Linked DNA regions of Homo sapiens: region 1 is linked to region 2. Evidence: chromatin loops called from intact Hi-C (ENCODE). Cell type or tissue: heart left ventricle. All regions are shown on one strand. Links, peaks and the distances in the headings refer to the core of each region. The heading gives the core; the rest is flanking DNA.

What was found. A loop is a pair of places that touch in the nucleus more often than their neighbours do. Peaks named below come from ENCODE experiments on the same cell type or tissue, not always from the same donor. Only the 100,000 strongest peaks of a DNase experiment are listed, where the experiment ranks them.
Region 1: a loop joins it to region 2, with 2.0 times the contacts of the local background. A loop is called at or near these places in 5 of 110 quality-filtered maps.

The regions. Positions count from the first base shown.
Region 1 is chr3:38,395,587-38,400,956 of GRCh38, reverse strand. XYLB (xylulokinase) reads right to left here. Exons shown (of 19, transcript NM_005108.4): 17 at 3,798-3,885; 18 at 1-66. Among named protein-coding and RNA genes, the nearest start is that of XYLB, 51 kb to the right of the region's middle. In heart left ventricle, for the core only: no CTCF peak of the experiment used is centred there; a DNase peak (open chromatin) is centred at 3,382.
Region 2 is chr3:38,477,259-38,482,576 of GRCh38, reverse strand. It overlaps ACVR2B (activin A receptor type 2B), which reads right to left. Exons shown (of 11, transcript NM_001106.4): 2 at 5,083-5,290; 3 at 4,607-4,716; 4 at 4,285-4,436; 5 at 4,059-4,202; 6 at 3,306-3,449; 7 at 2,751-2,899; 8 at 1,112-1,226; 9 at 241-379; 10 at 17-147. Among named protein-coding and RNA genes, the nearest start is that of EXOG, 16 kb to the left of the region's middle. In heart left ventricle, for the core only: CTCF peaks have their summits at 2,334 and 2,543 (motif pointing right); a DNase peak (open chromatin) is centred at 2,606.

The DNA of each region.
Region 1 (5,370 bases), core at 259-5,258, 82 kb after region 2:
CTAGTCTGGGATTTGGAGCTAACTTCACAACCTCTGAAAAGGGCACATCTGTTCCACCTGCAAGACCTAGAAGGGAAAGGTCACTTCACATTAGTGCATGTTGCAAGTGAAGACGTTAACCAAAAACACCACGAAGGATCTCACTGGGGTGGCAAACTGTTCTAAAACTGGATTATAGTGATGGTTGCACAATTCAGTACATTTATGAAAAATCAATGAATTGGACACTTAAAATGGATGATTTTTATGTCATATAGATTGTACCTCAATAAAATTACAAAACAAAACAAAAAAATGGCAAGTGCAGGCTTGTCTCCAGCAGGACCCAGCTTGTCTTTCTCTTTGTGGTTGTGCCTTTCATGGAATAGGTCGGGTAACCTCGACATATGATGGGGAAGGGTCTGCCTGCCCCTCCTCTCTCCCCTCGTTCACCACATTCTGGACAGCCTGGTCTTCTCTCCACTCATTCTGCCTCAGAGCCTTTTCACTGTATGGAATGTTCTTTCCACTCTTCACATGCCTGTTCCCTTCTCCTCAGCTAAGATGCACCTAAGACCATCACTTGCTCAGGAGGCCCTCCTTAGCGCTCAGCACCATCTGCTTTTCCTCAGAGCACTTTTCCCAACTTGTGCCCATATATTTCAGTGATTATTGGTTTAAGATCCCTCTTTTGCTGAGCTGTAAAGTCCACGAGGCCAGATACTGTGTCTCTCCGGGTCACCACTATAACCATGGTGCCTAGCACACCATCTGGCATACAGGGGGCACTCAATAATTACTCACCAAGCAAATGAGTAGCAGGGGGAAGGTTGCCATTGGTGGGCAAGAAACAATGAGCAATTTCTAGGGAAGGTAGGTAGTAGCGTCAGATATACAAACACCACCACCACCAGGAGTGAAGAAGGGCCCTCTGAAGATGTGAGGACCAGTTTTCCTAACCAAATGCTAGAAAATCCCAGCTCAGAGCAGAATGGATGAGGGACTGGAATGGTGGTGGGGTGGACAGCAGAGAAACTAATCAAAAGACTCTGGTTCCATCTCCACTCATACTCGCAGACTGGCTACACAAGACAGTCATCCCCAGACCCAGATGGGGAGAAGATATCTCCAAATGAAGTGGTTAGTATCCCTCTGGGTAGGGACTGGTGAGCTAAGATTTGGCTCGGGCTTTGGTTTTGGAGGGCAGAGCAGGGCAGTGGCCCAGGTACCCTTTGGCAAGCACAGAAAGGGAAAAAGAATAAAACAAAACACAGTGCAGGATGGCAGTGAAGTCCCTAAAGGGAAACTCCTTTCCCACTTCCACAAAAGAATTATGAAGCAGACCCCATACTTCTCATCAGCAACCCTGAAGGCCAGAAGATTATGGAAGAGTATCTTCACAGTTCTCAGGAAAAGTATTTTGAACATAGAGTCTTTTACCCAGCCAGTATTTGGGAGGATGAAACAAAGGCCTTGTTGGACATGTCAGGCCTCAAAACCATCACCTATTGAATTCTCTCTTAAAATATTTATTTAGGTTGTATATTCCAACAAAACTACCATACAGCCTGGGTGCGGTAATCCTAGCACTAGGATTCATGCCTGTAATCCTAGTACTTTGGGAGGGTGAAGTGGGTGGGATCACTTGAGCCCAGGAGTTCGAGTTCAGCCTGGGCAACATGGCGAAACCCTATATCTACAAAAATTAGCCAGGTGTGGTGGTGTGTGCCTGTAGTCCCAGCTATCCGGGAGGCTGAGGTGGGGGTGGGAAGATCACCTGAGTCTAGGAGGTCGAGGCTGCAGTGAGCCATGACTACGCCACTGCACTCCAGGCTGGACAACAGAGACCTTGTCTTAAACAAAACAAAACAAAACCTCAGCATAGAAATAAAGGAGAAAGAAGAAGAAGTTTGTTTTTTTTTGTTTTTTGTTTTGAGATGGAGTCTTGCTCTGTTGCCAGGCTGGAGTGCAGTGGTGCGATCTCGGCTCACTGCAACAGCTCACTGCAACCTCCGCCTCCCAAGTTCAAGCTATTCCCCTGCCTCAGCCTCCCGAGTAGCTGGGACTACAGGCGTGCGCCACCATGCCCAGCTATTTTCTTTTTTTTTTTGTATTTTAGTAGAGACGGGGTTTCACCCTCTAGGCCAGGATGATCTCGATCTCCTGACCTCATAATCCGCCTACCTTGGCCTCCCAAAGTGCTGGGATTACAGGCGTGAGCTACTGCACCCAACCGAAATGTCAGGAAGTTAAAAAAAAAAAAAAGACAAAGTAACAAACAGAGGAAGGAAGGAAGGAAGGCAGGCAGGCAGGCAGGCAGGCAGGCAGGCAGGCAGACTCATAGGTAAGTGTGAATAAAAGCCAATATAATATTAAATGTACTTAATATAAGAATCTGGAAATAAATTCCCAAGTGATCTTGATATAGGATATGGCATGAGGCAGGGTGAGGTAGATGGGGTGGGGAGAGAATAAATGAGTAAGAGGTTAATTATTTTTTTTTGTTTTTTGAGATGGAATCTCACTTTGTCACCCAGGCTGGAGTGCAATGGCGCAATCTCGGCTCACTGCAACCTCTGCCTCCCGGGTTCAAGCGATTCTCCTGCCTCAGCCTCCCGAGTAGCTGGGACTACAGGTGTGTGCCACTATGCCCAGCTAATTTTTGTATTTTTAGTAGAGATGGGGTTTCACCATATTGTCCAGGCTGGTCTCGAACTCCTGACCTTGTGATCCACCCGCCTCGGCCTCCCAAAATGCTGGAATTACAGGCATGAGCCACCACACCCGGCCAAGGTTAATTATTGAGAGAAGGATATGTTGCCTGATTAATTCTCAACGTTGATAGAAAAACATAAGCTTAGGCCGGGTGCGGTGGCTCACGCCTGTAATCCCAGTACTTTGGGAGGCCAAGGTGGGCAGATCACAAAGTCAGGAGATCGAGACCATCCTGGCTAACACAGTGAAACCCCTCCTCTACTAAAAATACAAAAAATTAGCTGGGCATGGTGGCAGGCACCTGTAGTCCCACCTACTCGGGAGGCTGAGGCAGGAGAATGGTGTGAACCCGGGAGGCAGAGCTTGCATTGAACCAAGATTGCACCACTGCACTCCAACCTGGTGACAGAGCAAGACTCCGTCTCAAAAAAAAAAAAAAGAAAAGAAAAATATAAGCTGAAATAGGTATGTTAAATGTTAAGAATATGAAAAGAATAGAACCACCTGGGCTGCTACAGGAGCTCCCTGAGCAAGCAGGAGACAGAGCAAATTGATCCAACTTGAAGGACTGCCCTTGCAGGTAGGTGCTGCTCCTGCCAGAACTCGCCTAGATCGGGGAGCTTCCCTTAATACCCAGAGTTTTAGCGAGGCCTCCAACAGGGCAACAGGGCTCCATGGTGCTGTCCAGGGTCCTGGACTGCTTGGGCCTGAAGCCTTCCCCTTTGTTTCAACTTCTGTTCTTGCTGAAAAGACGGCTCTGGACTTTGTCCACCTCTCCTGCCCTCTAGCTGTCCAGACTCATGCCCACGTGCTCTCAACCATGCCCTGTGTTCTTTTCCCATGTCCCTGTGCTGACCTTAACTCTGACCAGACCTCATTCAGTTAGGACCCAGCCTCTTTTTCTCCACTTTAAGCAAAGAATAAAGGAACAGAGAGTATGGGTTGGTTCTCACCTGCTGGGAGCTAGAAAAATGAAGCTGAAGTCCCCAAGACTCCAATGTCCCCAAAGACTGGGTACACCTCACTCTCCCCTTTCCACCCTCCTCAGCCCACCCCATGTCCTGGCCACTTCCAGAGATAGCTGTCTCCCTCCATCAACCTACCATGAAAAGCTCGGTATGCAGAACCCACACAGGCCGAGTTGGCAGTGTCTATAACATACACCGGGGCATCAAACACATCTGCAAGCACCTGAAAAGGACACAGAGGTTCTACTGTGGTGAGCCATTCCTCAGAGGGAACACAGACATTGTGGGATGCACTTTCCAGGCTCTCTCCCTCATATGTCTTCTGACCCCTTCCATTCCACCTCGACTGCCTTAAGAGGAGTATGCTTGGTCATGCTACCCTGGTGATAATAGAGTCAGGATGAGCTGGGGGAAGTCCGTAGTGGAGAGCCACAGCTCCCCAGGCTGTCCCTGTACTTTTTAGCCATTTCACCAAAGACAAGGCAGAAGATTTAGGAAGTATGTTTAGCAAATGGCACTGACCTAGGGCTGGAGACAGCTGGGTATTAGACTAACATTAACAAGCCCAAACAAACCCAAGCTAACAAGAGCATGTTTCATGGGCATAATGGTGAAGTTTCCCATTTAGGTTCACAAATAAATTGCATACATTTCAAATGGAGGACCTGTACTAAGAGGAGTTCACATGGAAAGAACTTGGGGGAGGTCTTAGTTGACCAGAGATATTGTAGTAGATGCCACTGATGCCGACCCAGATCCCCCTCACTGGACCATTGTGCATCCTGCCCCAGCTGCTGTGAGTACTGGCTACTAATGGCTTGCAGCACTACCTCCTCAAGAAAGCTGACCTTGGCTGAGCATAGGCCACCGCTCACAGGAGATTTAACCTCCCCAGGGTGGCCTGTTGGCCCCCTTGTCCCAAGGTAAAATCAGCTCTGTGGTATAATTCATGTTCCAGAGCCCCACCTCCCCACCAGGATGGAGCTGAAGTAGACTCCAGACAAGACCATATCCTCACTTATCCTTCTTCCTCTGCACTGCCCTGAGTCCCTCACTTCCTTCTTCCTGGGAGTACTCTCTCAACAAACTGCTTATAGAAGAATTCCCATTTCAGGCTCTGTTTCTAGAAAAATCTTACCTAAGATAGGTAGTCACAAGCAAACAGCTAATACAGTTACTCTAACAGTTAAGGCAGCCCCAGGCTACACCCAAAAATGCACAATGTCTCCATAACAGGCTCTGACAGCCCCACAGGTGACAGTCTGAGTGTCAGACATCTGCAGGTTGATTCTACTTTTGGTCATATGTTTCTGGCATAATGAAGGACCAGAAGGACAGTAACAGTCTGGCAACTGTGTTATAAGAGGACTGGTTGGAGAATCAGCGATGGTTACATTGGAAGGCAGAGGCCTTGAGGAAGACAAGAACACTGGCACTAGATGTGAGAAGGTTTGCCATGTGGAAGAACAGGCACTTTCCATGTGACTCCAGAGGACAGTGCTGGTATCAGAGAGTGGATTGTACACAGCCATAGAATTCACCTGCATGTGAGACAGATCCCACTCACAGTGTGAGCTGTAAGGCAACAGAGCTGCTTCCTGGAGTGTGAGCTAAGAGCTCCCCATTCCTGCAGGAGTGGGAATGGAGGCTGTCCTTCCTATCCAGTCTCTGGCTCTTAGACATAACAGATATGGGAGAGGCCATGGTG
Region 2 (5,318 bases), core at 1-5,000:
GAACCAGGCCCCTTACCGGGTGTTTCAACCAGTGATCTTTAATGGTGGGCCTCATCTTCTTGTGCACCACCACCTCCTGCAGCTCCTCCAACGAAGGGTGCTGGCCAATCTCTTCCTCAAAGGGCAGCATGTACTCATCCACGGGTCCTAGGAGAAAGAGAGAGCCTGGCAGGATCACTCTAAGGTCCCACTGCTCCCTATCACTCAATCTAGGATGCCCAGGGCTGCCATCCTACTTACCGTCTGCAGCCTTGCAGCGAGACACAAGCTCCCACAGCACCAACCCCATGGCATACATGTCAATGCGCAGGAAGGCATCTCTCTGGAAGTTGATGGCTCCCTCGAGCACCTCAGGAGCCATGTACCGTCTCGTGCCTACCTATGTGAGGACAGAGGAGGGCAGGATTTACAGTGACTGGCCATACACACACAGCTGGGACATGGGAGTTACAGCCTCTGTGCACCAGATGGCGGGCAAGACAGAGCAATTCAGACAGGTTATCAATGATAGCAAACCTCGATTCACCACATTCACAACAGTTACAAGAGGTCACAGCATCAATTATACTTGGCTAATAATTTTTAAATACTATATCCTGGAGATAATAGTAATCTAAAATGGAATTGTTACCAAATTAATACAAGGAACTACAGATGATATGTATCTGACTGAGATTAAGACCAAAAACAAAGAGGGAAGGAGAACACTTAAAAAATAATAACAGTGATTGTTTTAGGAATGATTTCCTAAGTTTAATTTTTAGTTACTTTTTCCAGGTTCTTTGTTTGGATCCTTAGTACATTTCTTTGTTTTGTCTTAGGAATTAAAACTAAAAAAGTGAGAGAAAGACTAAGATTGCAAGGACTAGTGGTCAAAACCCCAGTGGGGAATCTCTACATTTCCCAGCTGACTGTCCTACGGAAGCTAAACTACACTGCCTTCCTGGTCTTGGTTTCTCCACTGGTCAAACAAGAGCATTGCTCTAAGTTCTCAGACAGCTCTGAACGCATGCAGTCACCCTCATCCCTGCACCTCCCCAGCTGAGCACAAAAAGGGCAAAGTATCTACCCTGGGTCTGTCCCTCTCTTCCTGCCCTGTGAGGCCTGTTACCTGTCCGTGGGTGTCCCCTGGAGGTTTCCCTGGCTCAAATCGAACAGCCAAGCCAAAGTCAGCCAGCACGGCTGTGAGGTCGCTCTTCAGCAATACATTCTTACTTTTAAAGTCCCTGTGGAAACAAGTGGGCAGAGATAAAGCTTAACATCATGATCCAACTCCCACCTTGGTTCCCAAGATACTAGAGTCTGTGCCCTAGAGTCAGGCCCCAGACCAGGCCATCCCACCCTACCTGGGGTGCAGAGGTGAAGCAGCACAAGCAGGCAGCTGCAGGCGCCGACATGGGTGTGAGAATCCCTCAGTGCACTTCAGATGGAAGGCTTCCCCCAGGGTTGGCAAAGCAACACCTACCCTAATGGCTGGGCAGACCCTGTCCCAGTCCCCACACTATCAAAGGCCAGCCCATATATTCTCAGAGGGGTTGTGGACAGGCACACTGGCCTGGGATGCAAGTTTTCTGAGAAGAATTTACAGCATTTGGAATGTGAATGAGAATAGGAATTTAATATTAGCTTTCCTAGGATCCTGCAGAGACCCCTTAGGGTCTCAAGCTCACCATGAAGGCCGGCTGGAGCAAGGGTGCTATTGCATGCACCCAGCTCCACCTCTAACTAAGCAAAGCTACTTGTGGTACTCAGTTTCCCCAGTGCCTGTCTCAGCCTTGTGAGGATTCGACTGAGTGGTAAGTGCAAATGTTTAGGGCCACACCTGGCATACTTACTAGGTATTCCTATTAAGTTGAGCCATATAGCAGAGACAACATTCAACCTTTTGACCTATAAAAACGGCAATTTCATACAGTCTACCTTCTATGTCATTACTGTTATTACCATCAGGGACCCTTCAGCTTTGAACGCTGGAATTTGAGGTTCATTCCCCTCCCTCACAGTCACAGAACCAGACTCAACTAGCTACAAGACCTTGGCTAAGTCATTCAACTTCTCTGTACTACTGTTCCTCCATCTGCAAGACAGAGCTGAGAAATACAGTACTTGTCTCAATGGGCGGTAATGAAGGTCAAATGAATTGATACTTCTCAAGTGTTTAGAGCACTGCCTGCCATTTAGTAAGCATGACAGTGATGAGCTCATCCAGAGTTTCTTAAAGGGTGGTTCGAGGACCCCAGAAGATCTCTAAGACTGTTCCAAGGGAATCTATAAAGTCAAAATTATTTTCATTTATTTGCTTTTATAAGGCTCATTCTCTTAGGAGCATAGAGTTTTCCCGAGGCTACATGAGATGTGATGTCCTCACTCTGACAGCGAATGGGATGTGTGGGTGTGCTCAAATACAGCAAATATCAATAGTCATAATCCACTTACACAAAAGTCATTTTAAGAGTATAAAGGGATCCTAAACTAGAAAATTTGAGAACTACTGAGCCAACTCTCCAACCAAAGTAATGGAGTCAGCACTTCATGTGGCCATTAGAGGGCACCAAAAACCAGCTTGGGAGGCCATGCCATCCCCAGGACACAGTGGGAAGGCCAGGTTTTGTGCCCAGCTGCCTCGGACACACAGCAAGCAGGGTAAGTATGTTTAGGAAGTTGAGACATCTCCAGACACTGCTCTCGCCCACCAACCCTTCCCACAGCTCCAGGTCAAGTGCAGGAAAGGCACCTGCTGACCCAGGTACCTGTGGGCAATAGACGGCTTGTGGCCCTCGCCACGGCACCAGGGCACATCCTCATGCAGGTATGAGAGGCCTCGTGACATCGTCTCTGCTACATGACACAGTTCGTTCCATGTGATGATGTTCCCCTTGAGGTAATCCGTGAGGGAGCCCTGAGAGAAGACAGCACAGAACTTGAGCACAGATTCTGGGTACAGGACAGGACCCAGCCCAGCCCTGGCAGAGAAGTCTCAGTGGGCCAATGGCTAGGCTGCTCTCCTGGAAGGCTACTACAATCGATATGGAAGATGGATGAGGCCAGGAGGCAGGGAGGGCTAGGGGTGGGAATCATGGAGTCACTACTCTTATCATAAAAACTTATCCCAGGGTGAGAGGTTCCTATCATAGGGGAACCAATGTCCACACCTATGGCAGGAGTAACCCCATAGTGGATAGTGCTACCGGGGCAGAGTACTTCATGGTGGACACCTCCACAGGGAAGGGGTCATCATATTATGGAGAGCCACCAAGGGGACATTCCATCTCCTCTCAGAGTCCATTCTGATGGGTGTGGCTCACCTTGTCATGGAAGGCCGTGATGAGCCACAGCTCTACTTCGAGGTTGGAGCCTCGCTTCTCGGCAGCAATGAACTGTAGCAGGTTCTCGTGCTTCATGCCAGGTGTGCTGAAGATCTCCCGTTCACTCTGCCACGACTGCTTGTCCTGAGGCCGGGGGCGAGGGGTTGGGGGGACAAGTGGCTGGCTTAGCCCTGCTGCAGTCACATTGCCCTACAGCAGAACAACCATTCCCCATTCCCCACCCTCAAGCCTCCCAGCCCAATCCCCACCCCCCAGCCTCCCAGCTTCAGCATTTGTAAGGGGACCAGGAGAAGACCTGTATTAAGCTAGGCCCCAGAGCATGAGGCCAACAGTGATCCCTGAGATCACTTAAGGCTAGCACTTCGATTTACAAATGGGGCCACTAAGGTCCATGCATGGGGTGTGAGTGACCCCGTATCACCCAACAAATGAGGCAGAGCCAGACCTGGTGTCCAGGGCCGCTGGAAAGAACCCAATGTCAAAAACAAAACCCTGGTAACCGGGGCAAATCAAGGTTTTGCAAAGCCCTACCCTAGTCCTATGATAAAATTCCATAGTTGCATGAAATCTACAGACCAGCCAAGTGTAACATGAGTAACTAGGCCCAGTAAGGCTCACTTTTCTCTCATACCACAATATTATTTGGGGTTTGGATTGCCCCAGGTCAGGAGAGCCTCCAGTTCAAGCTACAGTGGAGGCAGAGGACCTGGATGGAGCCCCTCAAACACTCACCTGGAGTGGGAAGATCTTGACAGCTACAAAGTCATTCATGAGCTGGGCCTTCCAGACACAGCCAAAGCGCCCCCGAGCCTTGATCTCCAGCAGCTGCAGTGGCTTCAGGCCCACCAGAGGGGATGGTGGTGGAGGCCCAGGGTCCTGGGGGAGAGCAAGGCTTAAAAAGGTCTGGCCTGTCCTCCCCACCTCTATCCTGCCCTGCCCCAAGCCAGCACTGTCTCACCTCATGGATGTCCACATGACCGTAGGGGGGCTTGCGATGCCGGTACATCCAAAAGGCCAGCAGGACGATGAGGGAAAGGCCCCCGATGGGCAGCAGTGAGTAGGCCAGCACCGTGAGCAGGGTGGGGGCTGTCGGGGGTGGCTCGTACGTGACTGGGGGACACACAGAGCCCTGTGTCAAACAGTCTGCCCACCCTCACACTTCCAGAGCCAGACTACAGGGCCCTGTAGCCACACCCCACCCAACTGAGGAGCCAAGCGCTCCAAGCCAAAGAAGCCCAGGTCGGCTGACTCAAGGCCCCACTTCCACACTGCCCCCTTACCTTCCGGGCCCCCAGCCTCTGGCAAATGAGTGAAGCGTTCGTTGCAGAAGTTGCCTTCACAGCAGCAGAAGTACACCTGGGGGTTCTCCTCAGTGGCCACACACTCCTGCCTGGAGGCACAGAATTTTCCATATACCCCTCACCTGGGGGATGCAAGACTCCCCCAGGCCTGCCCTGCCAACCCCTCCTCACAGACAGAGCACCTCATGGGCAACACCAGGGGGACGGTGTGAACTCACCTCCCCTACAGGAGACCCAAAGCCAAGGAAGAACAGCCAGGGGTTGACACTGAGACCCCTCCTCAGGGCTAAGGTAGGACAAATAGGGTGTGGAAGGGCGTGGGGCCATGGCTACCATCTCAAGAGCCCCTTCTTGGTCCTTTATCTCCCACTCAGACATCCTGAGACCCAAATGGCCCAGTGGGCAGTATAAGCGCAGGTGGGTCCAAGAGGAAAGGAGGGCAAGTCTTGGGGTACCTATCGTAGCAGTTGAAGTCATCTAGCCAGCAGCCCTTCTTCACGAGCTCGATGGTGCCAGAGCTGTTGCGCCAGGAGGCGTAGCAGTGCAGCCGCTTGTCCTGCTCGCCTTCGCAGCGCTCCAGGCCGCTCTGGTTGGTGCGCTCCAGCTCCCAGTTGGCGTTGTAGTAGATGCACTCCCGTGTCTCAGCCTCCCCACGCCCAGAGCCTGTGCCCCAGAGAAAAGAGAACCACTG